Regions from separate parts of the Homo sapiens genome. Here region 2 is linked to region 1. The links are chromatin contacts, found by Hi-C or POLR2A ChIA-PET in ENCODE. All regions are on one chromosome and are shown on one strand. Each heading gives the region's core, a stretch centred on a gene start or an enhancer-like site at or near the end of the contact. The rest is flanking DNA. Distances are from core to core; before and after follow the strand shown.

What was found. A loop is a pair of places that touch in the nucleus more often than their neighbours do. ChIA-PET counts read pairs that join two places held with the same protein, here RNA polymerase II (POLR2A). Pooled maps may share reads with other maps.
Region 2: a pooled map shows a loop between it and region 1 (2.7-fold over the local background). The contact joins two enhancer-like sites. A Hi-C loop is called at or near these places in 3 of 50 pooled maps. POLR2A ChIA-PET finds 5 or more read pairs at or near these places in 4 of 52 experiments (WTC11, activated CD4-positive, alpha-beta T cell and activated naive CD4-positive, alpha-beta T cell).

The regions. Positions count from the first base shown.
Region 1 is chr18:12,325,533-12,331,784 of GRCh38, forward strand. AFG3L2 (AFG3 like matrix AAA peptidase subunit 2) reads right to left here. Exons shown (of 17, transcript NM_006796.3): 17 at 3,412-4,251. The coding sequence ends at 4,033. It overlaps TUBB6 (tubulin beta 6 class V), which reads left to right. Exons shown (of 4, transcript NM_032525.3): 4 at 1-1,084. The coding sequence ends at 598. Among named protein-coding and RNA genes, the nearest start is that of TUBB6, 20 kb to the left of the region's middle. RefSeq lists an enhancer at 2,034-2,883 and a silencer at 2,418-2,712. Within about 2 kb of position 2,544, at least 7 of the 41 ENCODE cell types and tissues checked have a DNase peak (open chromatin) inside an H3K27ac peak, as active enhancers do.
Region 2 is chr18:12,459,640-12,466,800 of GRCh38, forward strand. SPIRE1 (spire type actin nucleation factor 1) reads right to left here. Exons shown (of 17, transcript NM_001128626.2): 11 at 5,229-5,319; 12 at 3,712-3,854. Among named protein-coding and RNA genes, the nearest start is that of PRELID3A, 55 kb to the left of the region's middle. RefSeq lists a silencer at 5,529-5,687. Within about 2 kb of position 1,382, at least 5 of the 41 ENCODE cell types and tissues checked have a DNase peak (open chromatin) inside an H3K27ac peak, as active enhancers do.

The DNA.
Region 1 (6,252 bases), core at 1,294-3,793:
TGACCTGCGCAAGCTGGCGGTGAACATGGTGCCCTTCCCGCGCCTGCACTTCTTCATGCCTGGCTTCGCGCCGCTCACCAGCCGCGGCAGCCAGCAGTACCGGGCCCTGACCGTGCCCGAGCTCACCCAGCAGATGTTCGACGCCAGGAACATGATGGCCGCCTGCGATCCGCGCCATGGCCGCTACCTGACCGTGGCCACCGTGTTCCGCGGGCCCATGTCCATGAAGGAGGTGGACGAGCAGATGCTGGCCATCCAGAGTAAGAACAGCAGCTACTTCGTGGAGTGGATTCCCAACAACGTGAAGGTGGCCGTGTGCGACATCCCGCCCCGCGGCCTGAAGATGGCCTCCACCTTCATCGGCAACAGCACGGCCATCCAGGAGCTGTTCAAGCGCATCTCCGAGCAGTTCTCAGCCATGTTCCGGCGCAAGGCCTTCCTGCACTGGTTCACGGGTGAGGGCATGGATGAAATGGAGTTCACCGAGGCGGAGAGCAACATGAACGACCTGGTATCCGAGTACCAGCAGTACCAGGATGCCACCGCCAATGACGGGGAGGAAGCTTTTGAGGATGAGGAAGAGGAGATCGATGGATAGTCGGAATAGAGCCGCCCCAACTCAGATCCTACAACACGCAAGTTCCTTCTTGAACCCTGGTGCCTCCTACCCTATGGCCCTGAATGGTGCACTGGTTTAATTGTGTTGGTGTCGGCCCCTCACAAATGCAGCCAAGTCATGTAATTAGTCATCTGGAACAAAGACTAAAAACAGCAGAGAATTGCGGGTTCTACCCAGTCAGAAGATCACACCATGGAGACTTTCTACTAGAGGACTTGAAAGAGAACTGAGGGGCCACAAAATAAACTTCACCTTCCATTAAGTGTTCAAGCATGTCTGCAAATTAGGAGGGAGTTAGAAACAGTCTTTTTCATCCTTTGTGATGAAGCCTGAAATTGTGCCGTGTTGCCTTATATGAATATGCAGTATGGGACTTTGAAATAATGATTCATAATAAAATACTAAACGTGTGTCTTCATCTCTCTAGCCATGTGCATAAATGACGTAAGTTACTTTGTATGGTTACAATGGCTACTTGGGTCACTGGTCTCTCCCTGGGGTGAACTCCTCCCCACTTCAGTTCACGAAAACAACAGAGGAAAGGGCTCTTCTTTAAATGGAGGCTTTAAGGGGGGCAGCCAAAACTGTTGCTAGCTGGAAGGCAATGCAGTACAGACAAAAGCCCCTCCTCCATCCGCAGCCACCTTTTAGACTCCCACAGGATCTTGCATTTTCCCAAGTCAGGTCCTGGGCTAGGGTTCCCCAACCTTGTAGGGGAACAAACAGCCCCAAAAGGCCTCCGGACAAAGCCAGGGGTGCTGGGTGGGAGCTGGGGTGCCAACAGCCAGCCCTGCATGGAAGGGATGGGCCCTTTTCTGCTGTGACCCATCACACCTGATGGCTTCTACCACCGGCCACACCTTTGGAGTTTCCAAAGATAAACTCCACGGGGCACGCACAGTAGCCCTGCTAGTGCCTGGTACAGACCTCACTGTTGACAATATTTTTGCTTTACTTCTTCCTGCCCTCTTGAAGCTGTGAACGTGGGACTTGCTCTAGCCATAAGAATGGGCATAGTGTGTCACCCCCGAGTGGAAGCGTCATGTGCCAGTGCCAGCCCTCCTGCTCTGCCTCCCACGTGGGCAGCCCCCCCGATCCCTCCTGTCCACCCGTCCAGGTTCCTGAGTGACCATCCTGGGCAGAGCCCACTCTGACCTGTGTTGGACAGGGAATAAGAGACAGACAAAGCTTTGTCATTCGGGACCACTTAGGGTTAGGGTTCCCCACAGTACAACCACAACACCACCCTTGGTCTGTGATCCCAGGCCTTACATTGACTAGCTGTATTTATTTTGTGTTAAGCCCCAGCCTTGGGCAGATGGAAAGTTCATCACTAAACACAGCAGCATGGCTTGAGGTGATCACAGATCTTTTTGCAGAAATCTGAACTATTCTGAGACCACAGTAAAAATAAATCTTACCAGCTCACCACCCACATCTGTCCTGAAAACATGTTCTGTGTGACCGTGGAAAGATCTATGCATGAGCAGGCCCCACAAGATGGTGGCACAGGGAGCCACGGTTGCTCCTAGCACAGAGGGCCACTTGCACAGGTTGAGCAGCCATCCAGGGCCCAGAGCTTAAGGTTGCTCACCTCACCAGAAACATGGGTGTTGTCGGTGCTATCTGGCTTTGTCACTCTTACTGTATCAAGCCTGACAGACAGTGGGCCCCACTCTCGTCCCCCGGGAGGTCTCACAGCCAAGGCCTGTGAGAGGGCAGCCCACGCTGGCTCCATGCCTTGCAGTGGTTGGATAAGGAGTAGAGAGCGTCTCCTAATCGTCTACTGCCTGTATGGTAAAAAGCACACCCAGCACCCTCACAACTGTGTGAGCCTCAGCCTGGAAACAATGCTTCATTGGGCACCTCCCAAAAACACCCTATGAGGAAAGGAAGTGGCCAGTGTGGCAATGCCTGCAGGTGCAAAGGTCCAGCAGGGGGCGCCTGTTCTCCTGGCATGCTGAGCTGTGGAGTCCAAACAGCTGCTTCCACGGCCTGCCGGGGACAGGTGGGTATCTCAGGCTGCTGGGAAGTAGCCATGGGTGGAGCATGCATGGCCTGGGGCCATGGCAGGGATGCCACTAGATTGTGTTAATTCTAAAGCCACTGTTCCGACAACATCAACACCACACAAGGCAAGCTGGAATAATGCTAAAACAGACTGCTAAAAATGTAAATAGTTAAAAATGCCAGTGTCTCCTCCATGTCCAAATAACAGCAATTGATAGAAGACATAGCAAATCTTCCTCATGCCATCTTTTTTAAGGAATTTTGATATAGGTTTGCAACACTACAGACTCACTTTTCTGGAAGCACATAACCAATAACTCCCTTTCAATAGACAATAGGAGCAGCTTACCAGTCAGACCACTCCTGAGATGTCCCCAGAGAGCCAGGGCCCAGGGGACTCCAGCTTAGTTCCACTGTTCCTTCTCTAAAATCCAGGTGACGGCTCAGGTCAGCCTGCCAGGCCCGCTACAGTTATACGTTAACTTCTATACCCAGAAGGTGTGGCCAACATCTGGCCATGACTGGCCTCTTGAGGACCTGCACTGGGGTGGTTATCACAGATTCAGGCCATGACTAACCCCTCAGGACCCATGTACTTTATATCCAGAGCTCAGTGCATCTTTACAGGACACATAACTCTAGAAGGTTCCAACCTCCTGTGGGAGCTAATGAGAACCAGCGAGGCTGAGATTTTGAAGGATTCTCCTCTAAAAAGCAAGAAAATTTAATTTCTTGCCATTATGTTTTCTAAAAATATCCAGAGCATAAATAGGGACCCTATGTGTGTTCAGAAAAGTACAGTGTTGACATTTTATTTTTTATGTAAAGAAGCCATATTTACATAATACATTCATATTTTTAAGTATGTTACAGCTCCTGTAGAAAACCATTCCATTAAGACAGCAACAAGTGATCTGGATTCAATCTTTAAAATATTAAGTCAAATTAAAATGTTCTTATCAAGACTCCAATTTAATTTCACAGCCCATCTGCACAGGGGAACTGAGGAGAAACAGGAATGAAGAGTGGGCGACAAAGAGAAAGCATCCCTTCCCACACGCCAAGAGTCCAGTGCAACGATCCCTGCCACACGGTCAGCCGACCCCACTTGGTGCCACAGGGTCCAGCCTCGGCCACTCTGGGCTCAACCTTTCCAGCACGTCTGGGAGCCCAATGAGGCTATGGGACAGTGTGCATTTCCCTCAAGGCCTCCGGAAAGTCACCTGCCACCCACTGTGACCTCTGAGGCTGAAAGGACTAAGGACTCCTTTCCCCATCATTTCAGCTGGGCCAGTGGCTGGCTAAAATCAGCGCAGCATTCCCATTCTTCTGAAAGCCACAGCTGAAATAATGCACCAGCTGAAACCACAGTGGACAGACTGAGATGGCCTCCCTCTGGGCCTCTAGTTGGCAACTTTCTCACCCGGGGGCTCCTCTTTCTCCTTTTCCCGCTCCTTGTTCCAGTCCTTAAGGCCTTCTGGAAGTGAGGTGTCCTCATCCAAGCTGCCAGTGCCTTCCACAAATTCTTCATAGGTAGATTTTTCCGCAAATGGTCTGGGGCCCAAAAGTTCAACCATATCATTCTTATCTAATACTTCTTTTTCTAACAACAGAAGAGCAACCTGAAATATGAACAATTTTCATTAAATACAGTTACTCAGCAAAGTCTATTCAGAAATATTAATTTTTTATTTACAGGTGACCCCATTCCAAAAAAGGATTTAAGACCAATGAAAAAGATGTCTCATACATAAGGTTGCATAGTTTTAGAGTAAGATGTGCAAAATATCAAAGCAACCAATGTCCATCTGTAAGGGATACATTTCCATACTAGACATATTTCCACACATCTGCACAATGAATGCTGACCATCTATAATGAGGAGGAAGCTGGCCGGGCGCGGTAGCTCGCGCCTGTAATCCTAGCACTTTGGGAGGCCGAGGCGGGTGGATCACAAGGTCAAGACCATCCTGGCCAACAGGGTGAAACCGTGTCTCTACTAAAAATGCAAAAAAATAGCTGGGCATGGTGGTGTGCGCCTGTAGTCCCAGCTACTTGGGAGGCTGAGGCAGGAGGATCACTTGAACCCGGGAGGCGGAGGTTGCAGTGAGCCAAGATTGTGCCACTGCACTCCAGCCTGGGCGACAGAGCGAGACTCCTTCTCAAAACAAACAAACAAAAAAAAATAGGAGGAGGCTGTGTATGTTCTATATACATCTCAGAGATACACACTTCAATTAAAAAAACAAGATGTTCAGTGTGCACAGCATCTTACGTTTGCTTTTCTGAGGTGATAAGAATGTATCTTTTTATGTGCATTAAAGCAGAATAGGCAGCCAAGTGCAGTGGCTCACACCTGTAATCCCAGCACTTTGGGAGGCCGAGGTGGGCGGATCACCTGAGGTCCGAAGTTCGACACCAGCCTGGCCAAAATGGCAAAACCCCGTCTCTACTAAAAATACAAAAATTAGCCAGGCGCAGTGGTGGGTGCCTGTAAGCCCAGCTACTCAGGAGGCCGAGGCAGGAGAATGGCTTGAACCCAGGAGGCAGAGGTTGCAGTGAGCCGAGATCGCGCCATTGCACTCCAGCAGCCTGGGCAACAGAGCAAGACTCGGTCTCAAAAAAAAAAAAACAGACTAGGCAGGAGCCATCAGCTTAGGGCTTTTTCTGTACCCAGAACCCATCCATACACAAACTGGAACTTAACCTAGAGGCATTCTTTGTAACTAACTTCAAATTAAGCTTCTACCAATCATAAACAGCCAACCAGCCAACTGTGGCAGAACTTGGGACCATGCATTGGACCACACAAATAAGGCAAATGCCCAGCAGTAGCCAATCAAGCAGTCATGCACCGCTAAGAGCAGTCATGCACTGCTAACAACGTTTCAGTCAATGATGGGCCCCATGTAGATGGTGGTCCCGTAAGATTATAATACCTTATTTTAACTGTACCTTTTCTATGTTTAGATGTGTTTAGATACCATTGTGTTACAATGGCCTGAAGCATTCAGTACAGTCACATGCGAGCAGGTATGCAGCCTAGGAGCAATAGGCCACACCACACAGCCTAGGTGTGCGGCAGGTGTAGCGCACTCTGATGCCTGCACGACGACAAAATCAACTAACAGCAAACTCCTCAGACCGTATCCCCATCATTAAGCAACACATGACTGCAGTTTCTTTCTTTGCTTCTAGGCTCAGCCTACAAAAGCTTGCTGCTCATGCTGCCGGAGCAGAGCTCTGAACTTCTAATTCTGAGGGCTGCCCGATTCCCAAACTGTTCTTTGCTCAAATAAACTTATCTGTTAAATTTACTTTGTCTAAAGTTTCTTTTAAATGGTACATAAAAAATATATGGCCACGCGCAATGGCTCACGCCTGTAATCCCAGCACTTTGGGGCGGCGGATCACCTGAGGTCAGGAGTTCGAGACCAGCCTGCCCAACATGGTGAAACCCTGTCTCTACTAAAAATACAAAAATTAGCCTGGCGTTGTGGCACCTGCCTGTAATCCCAGCTACTCAGGAGGCTGAGGCGGGAGAATTACTTGAACCCAGGAGGCGGAGGTTGCAGTGAGCCAAGATGGAGGCACTGCACTCCAGCCTGGGCAACAGAGGGAGA
Region 2 (7,161 bases), core at 132-2,631, 130 kb after region 1:
ATTGGAAGCAAAGTGCTATCTAAGCGGTTAATTCTCAGAGAACGCAACAGTTGAGGTGTCACCGTCAGAGATACAGAGAATGAAATAATCCCAGACCCAGCAGAAAGAGGCCAACCTTTGAGGATTTCCACCTGCTGGTAAAAGCTCTCTCACACAGATAATACATAGCCCCTGCTACCCCAAACATGGCTGCTTCAAAAGGATGAGAGCTGAGCAGAGAAGCTGTTTGTATGGTAGAAAAAAGTGGTCGAAAAGGCGTCCTTGGCCATACACTGGTTATCCTAGGAACCTGAACAACAGATAAGGGAAAAAGAAAATGGCAGGGGGAAAAGAAAAGGAGAAAATAATGCTGAACACAAGTGACCTACACATAGTGATTACAGATCACAAAAGGAAAACAAAACAAAAAACACCATGAGGCTGGTACAGTCCGTGCGAACATCTGCATCCACACGTATAAATCAGTGATGAAACCACGAAGTCCTTCCTGGAGAATCTCAGCGTTCACACAGCAAGGATTTTTCTAATTTAGGGTCCTGCAAACACTCTGAGTTTCCTCAGTGGGGCTTGTTGTGATGAAGGATAGAGGCAACTCGTTACTGTGCCTGAGAAAGCATGGGGACATGTGCCAGGCAGCCACTTGCACCTGCCCCAGGAAGGTACTGCCAACACGAGGTGCCTTTAGACTGGATGGGCATTTGCCCTCGGTTATTTGACCAAATGATGAAAAAAAATGACATTTTAAACATCACAAGAAAAGGGAGGGAGATACAACAAAAATAAAAATTATCAGCCGGGCACAGTGGCTCACGCCTGTAATCTCAGCACTTTGGGAGGCCGAGGCGGGCAGATCACCTGAGGTCAGGAGTTCGAGACCAGCCTGACCAACATGGAGAAACCCCGTCTCTCCTAAGTATACAAAATTAGCCGGGTGTGGTGGCACATGCCTATAATCCCAACTACTTGGGAGGCTGAGGCAGGAGAATCGCTTCAATCCGGGAGGCGGAGGTTGTGGTGAATCGAGATTGAGCCATTGCACTCCAGCCTGCGCAACAAGAGCGGAACTCCATCTCAAAAAAAAAAAAAATTATCAACAATAAAAACATTCCTGCCATTTTCAGTTGAGGAGTTACAAATACAAAATGATTCTTTGTTTTCTAAAATGCAGCTACATTTAAAAATTAATTACACTTATAAAAACAATACTTACCAAGCTATAGGGCATTACTACAAGGTATGATTTTATGGATTTCCCAAGATAAGCTATTAGCAAGGAAGATCATTTCGTCTCTGCTGGTGCTTGGAGGCCTGCGTGGACTCTGCTCCCTGCCCTCAATCTGACCACTGTTCAGTGCTGAGCAGAGCGGCTCTCCCACTGCCTGCTCACTGAGACCTTCCTCAGTGATTGCAAGTTAGTTTATCTTGCTCTCCTTCCTGCTCCACAAAAAAACAGTGCACGGCCTGACCTCGCAACACTAAGAGCTCTGCTTTAACAGGAAACAGACACAGTCATGGGCCCTTGGGGTCAGCTGAAGGTCTCAGCATAACTTCTATTATAAGCTGAAACTACCTTGTAGCTAAGCTGATAGTTCCTTTACATTGCTAATTTTAAACTTTAAGTCTAACCTCAATAATGACATTGTATGATCACATAAAGGCCAGTTACAAGCTGAATGATAGACTGGCTTCTAGGAAAAGCTGAGTGAAGAAGAGAATACCCTAATGATTAGACTTATGAAAAAAACCACAAGTTCCCTCTTACCTATACACATGTATGTGTGTGTGTGTGTATGTATGTATATACATACATGTGTGTATGTATGTACATATGTACGTACATACATATGTGTGTATGCACGTACATATGTACGTACATACATATGTGTGGTATGTACGTACATATGTATATACATACATGCGTGTATATGTATGTACATACATATGTATATACATACATACACACACATATACACACACATACACATATGTGTGTATATATATTTTTAGAGACAGGGTCTTGCTGTGTCATCTACGCTGGGGTGGAGTGGCACATTCTTAGTTCACTGTGGCATCAAACTCCTAGGCTCAAGGGATCTTCCCTCTGCAGCATCCTGAGTAGCTGGGATTACGGGCATGCGCCACCACATCTAACTAAGTTTTTAATTAAAAATTTTGTACAGACAGGGGTTTCTTAAGTTGCCCAGGCTGGTCTCAAACTTCTGGCCTCAGGCGATTCTCCTCCTTTGGCCTCCCAAAGTGCTGGGATTACAGGTGTGAGCCACTGTGCCTGGACCCTCTTACATATTTTAAAGTTGTGATAATAGCTGTATATTTTGGTAAAAGCAATAACTTATTCACATGAAAACAAATTTTTAGATTTTTACGTTTGAATCTGTCTGGTCAGAGTTCTGTTTTCTTGTTGGTAAGTCACTGACAAGGCTATATTTAATCGAATAGCTGTGTTTTGGTGATTATTCTGGAGCTAGAAGAATCCTATCAGGAATCGCCATAAAATCATTAGTTCTTTAATTGCACTGTTTTGGCATAGAGATGAATGACCAAATATTAACATTCTAAGCTCTGTTCAAAATCCCTGTCTTCACAATAATCGCATTATCTCCCATCTGTTATTACTTTAATTGAAACTCTAATAATTCATCACAGCCTTAAAAAATGGACTTAGTATTCAATATATTCTATTATTTTTTATTCATGAATATTTGAAAACACATTAGATATTTGACTGTGGGTAGAATATTAATTACAGCTGTGCATCTTGCCTACAAATATTTCAGAAGCCAAGTGGCGCTACAAAAGAGTCTTTGGAGACCTCTGTTGGCTGGGAGATCTACTAATTCCTCCTGGCAAACCCTTGTGTGCTGCCCACTGTCCTGAGAAATGAGCACCCACTATAAGAACCTGCAAGTCTCTGGAAAACAGCAAAAACTATAAACCAGTTCAACCAAAATAACACCACTGGCCCCAAATATCACAAAACATACTAGAAAACAATGTACAGTAGTTATTAATGGATCAAAATTCTCCCTCGCTTGTACTTCTGCCTCAATAAGATCACCTACTGTAGTCATTTTGCTAAGAGTTTTTTTGGTCAATTTTTAACAATTTTTAAATGGATTAATAGCCTTTGAAAGAAAGAAAGCATTTCTTTAATAATAATCCATACTTTCAACCACTGATAAATTTTCTTGAAAAAAAAAAAGAGCTCAAAATGAACAAACACTGGTCAAGTTTCGTTTAGGTTATGGATAGAGTTTGGAGAAGGTGTCACTCTGCTGCCCAGGCTAGAGTGCAATGGTGTAGTCATAGCTCACTGCAGCCTTAACCTCCTGGGCACAAATGATCCTCTCACACCTCATCCTCTTAAGCAGCTGGGGCCACAGGTGTGCACTACCACACCTGGCTAATTATTATTATTTTTTTTTGCAGAGACGGGATCTCACAATGTTGCTCAGGCTGGTCTTGAACTCCTGGAGTCAAGTAATCCTCCCACCTTGGCCTCCCAAAGTGTTAGGATTATAGGCACGAGCCACCACGCCTGGCTGTTTGTTTTCTTTAGCTATTAAGTAAGTTATTCAAAATTCATTCTAACTTTTGCAAGTTTTTTTCTCCTTATCATCTTCATAAGAAAGCTAATGATTCTATGTCTTCTAGCTGGTCCCTAAGTTACTACAAAGTCTTTCCTGTACTTACAAGAGAGCGGGAACTCTGCCTGGAAGGCGGCAGGAACTGCCTCACGTTAGTAGGCGTTTCCTTTTCAATGGAATGTCGTCTCTGGGGTGGCTGCCGTCTCTCTGGCTGGGGTGTTGATGATATGGGCAGGAATTTTGGAGGCTCTAAAGATTGAACCAAATGAAATAAAACTTACTGTGAATTTTCTAACACAAAACCTTTTGACATTTGTGACAAACACTGTAATTCAAAGATGAATTATTTATTTCATTGGAGAGATATTTTAAGATGGTAATGGTAATCCTTAGGAGTAGACTCTGAGGGCTGTTACAGAAGAATCTTTGCAAAGTAAACTTGCTACAGAAATAGCAAGAAAAAAGGAAAAATGTTAGGTGTAGCCAGAAAGATTCCCAAATCATACCAAAATTCTCAATGTACCCTCTTTTTACATTCTCCTTTTTAAAGATAAAATAAGGAAAATCCTTCTTTCTACATGTTTACCAAGACATTTTGTCCTTAGGTTTAAATTAAACTGTATTTAAACTGCAAAAAGTAAGCTTCAGCTTTGATGTTAATATTGTACCATTGTCCTTCTCTGCCTAGTAATATTTTAAGACTGTTTAAAAGGAGACTGCTTTAGTGTCTGAACGGTTCTGGATTCCCATTTTGAAAACAAAAGGAGAACATTAGAAATAAATTATGGTGCCAGAGTTTTATTTAGTGCTTCCTCCTACTCTATCTACAGAGTAGAGCTGCTTCAATGTAGTGGGTGTGGAAAGTGAGAGTCAACACAAAGTTACATATGATCCATCTATTTAGACTGTCCCACCATGAGAAACCACTAAAGGAAAACACAGATATAATTTCCACAGTCAAGAAAAGATACAGAAATCCATTATGTGATTCAATTGGGTCCCTATAATATCCAATTGTGGATAGTCAGTACCTACTGTTTTTGATATAATCTGTGTAAATAATAAAACTACTTAAAGAATTTTTGTGTATGAGAAATCAAGCCAATATATAATTTTTAATACTTCATAATGTTCTTATAAATGAAAAGGATTATTAAAAGCCTTTAGAAATCCCTTAACTTTAGATATCTGTGTTCAGAATCTATCTCCTAAAGAGTTATAAAGGTGTTTTCACTATCTACACAGGTTTTTGGAGATGGGTGTGTGTGGGTGGTAGGTGGAATGATAATAAATATGGTTGTGTTGGGCTTCTGGTTTAAATTTAGCCAAGGAGGTAATCTATCTAAAACAAAACAAAACAGAACGCTACACACACAACTGATTTATAATATTTCCCATGACTATTGTTCGTAAACACACATGTGCCTGCTCTGTCATAAGACCCCGAGGCCTGGTATGATGCCACTCTTGGAAAATAAGTATTTCATCTCCCGATCAGTGAAATGCCTGAGTTAGTTCTTTCTACCCTAGATGATCACAGGGCGCTCTGGGATCTCTGCTCTAGGTCAAGTGTGTTTTGTAGTAAGACATCCGACTACAGCTCTTAGCACCACAACTACTCACTCTTCCTTGTGGACACGGCCTCCAGGACTGGCTCTTCAGGGAAAGAGGGAGACACGCTGCTGCTGCTGGTCGACTTGTGCAGCGTTTCTTCCTGAGCAAAGTACAGGTGGAGAAATCGACTTCTTAGACATTTGTGCTCTAGTGCTACGTAATAACATTTTATTATTAAACAGTTATTTTAACATGAGGCACCAAAGTATGTCAAAGGTTCAAGGCAAGCAAAAGACAAACTAGAAGGGGTTTCAAACAAGACAGGTCTGGGTTTGTGCCTTGGCTCTGCCCTGATGAGAGTGATGTGAAACTGAGCATGCTTCTTTCTGTTTTTTGGAGACAGGGTCTCACTCTGTTGCTCTGGTAGCAGTGCAGTGGTGTGATCTGGGCCCACTGCAGCGTCTACCTTCTGGGCCCAAGTGATCCTCCCACCTCAGACTCCAGTAGCCAGGATCACAGGTGTGCACTTCCACACCCAGCTAATTTTTAAATTTTTTGTAGAGACAGGGTCTTCCTATGTTGCCTAGCTGGCCTTGAGCTCAAGCGATCCTCCCAAAGTGCTGGGGTAACAGGTGTGAGCCGCTGCACCTGGCCTGAGCATGTTTCTTATCTTAGTTTCATCATTGTGAAAGAGGGTATTTAATATCACTTTTTCCATAGGGTTATTGGAAAGATGAAATGAGGTAATGCATTCAAAATGCTTAACACATTACCTGGCACACAATAAAACAGTGGTTAATATTATTAGGGAAATATTTAATACATTTATACAAGTAATACATTGTCAGCCTCATGGGAGCAGATGCTGGGTCTGTCTTGCTCACTGATGTATGTCCAGTACCAAACCCATCACTTAGTAAGTAATGAGTGTTTGTTGAATGAATGGATGAAAAAATAAACATTTCATGAAATGTCATATGAGTCTAGAAAAATGTCTACATTGTGGGCCAGGTACGGTGGCTCGCACCTATAATCCCAGCACTTTGGGAGGCCAAGACGGGCAGATCACGAGGTCAGGAGTTTGAGATCAGCCTGGCCAGCATGGTGAAACCTCACCTCTACTAAAAATATAAAAATGAGCCAGGCGTGGTGGCACGCGCCTGTAGTCCCAGCTACTTGGGAGGCAGAGGCAGGAGAATTGCTTGACCCGGGGAGGCAGCGGTTGTAGTGAGCTGAGATCGCATCACTGCACTCCAGCCTGGGTGACAGAGTGATACTCCGTCTCAGAAAAAAAAAAGAAAAAGAAAAAGAAAAATGTCTACATCGTGCCAAATAAAATTAAAATTCTTATTACCAGTGAGAAGAGATCCTAACTTGTTTTAGACTAAACAAAAATAAAGTATAATATTTATTCCTGAAATATTTACTAAATACTATGCGAGATAAACATTTACTTGTAATTTCTACTTAGTATCTATAGATATATATATATTTTTGAGACGGAGTCTCACTCTGTTGCCCAGGCTGGAGTGCAGTGGCATGATCTCAGCTCACTGCGACCTCCGCCTCCCGGGCTCAAGCAATTCTCCTGCCTCAGCCTCCTGAGTAACTGGGATTACAGGTGAGTGCCACCACGCCCGGCTAATTTTTGTATTTTTTTGTGTGTAGAGATGGCGTTTCACCATGTTGGTCAGGCTGGTTTTGAACTCCTGAGCTCATGATCTGCCTGCCTCAGCCTCCCAAAGTGCTGGGATTACAGGCATGAGACACCACGTCCAGCCTATAGGCATTTTTAGATACAAAAGGAAGAAAATTAGGCAAATATATTCACTCATGACTATGTGAGATAGTGAAAATTTTTTGATGTTCTTAGCTAAAATGACTTAAATTTTTTTAATTTAAAAAATTTTTGTTTTATTTTTACTTTAAGTTCTGGGATACATGTGCAGGATGTGTGGGTTTGTTACATAGGTAAATGTGTGCCATGGTGGTTTGCTGTACC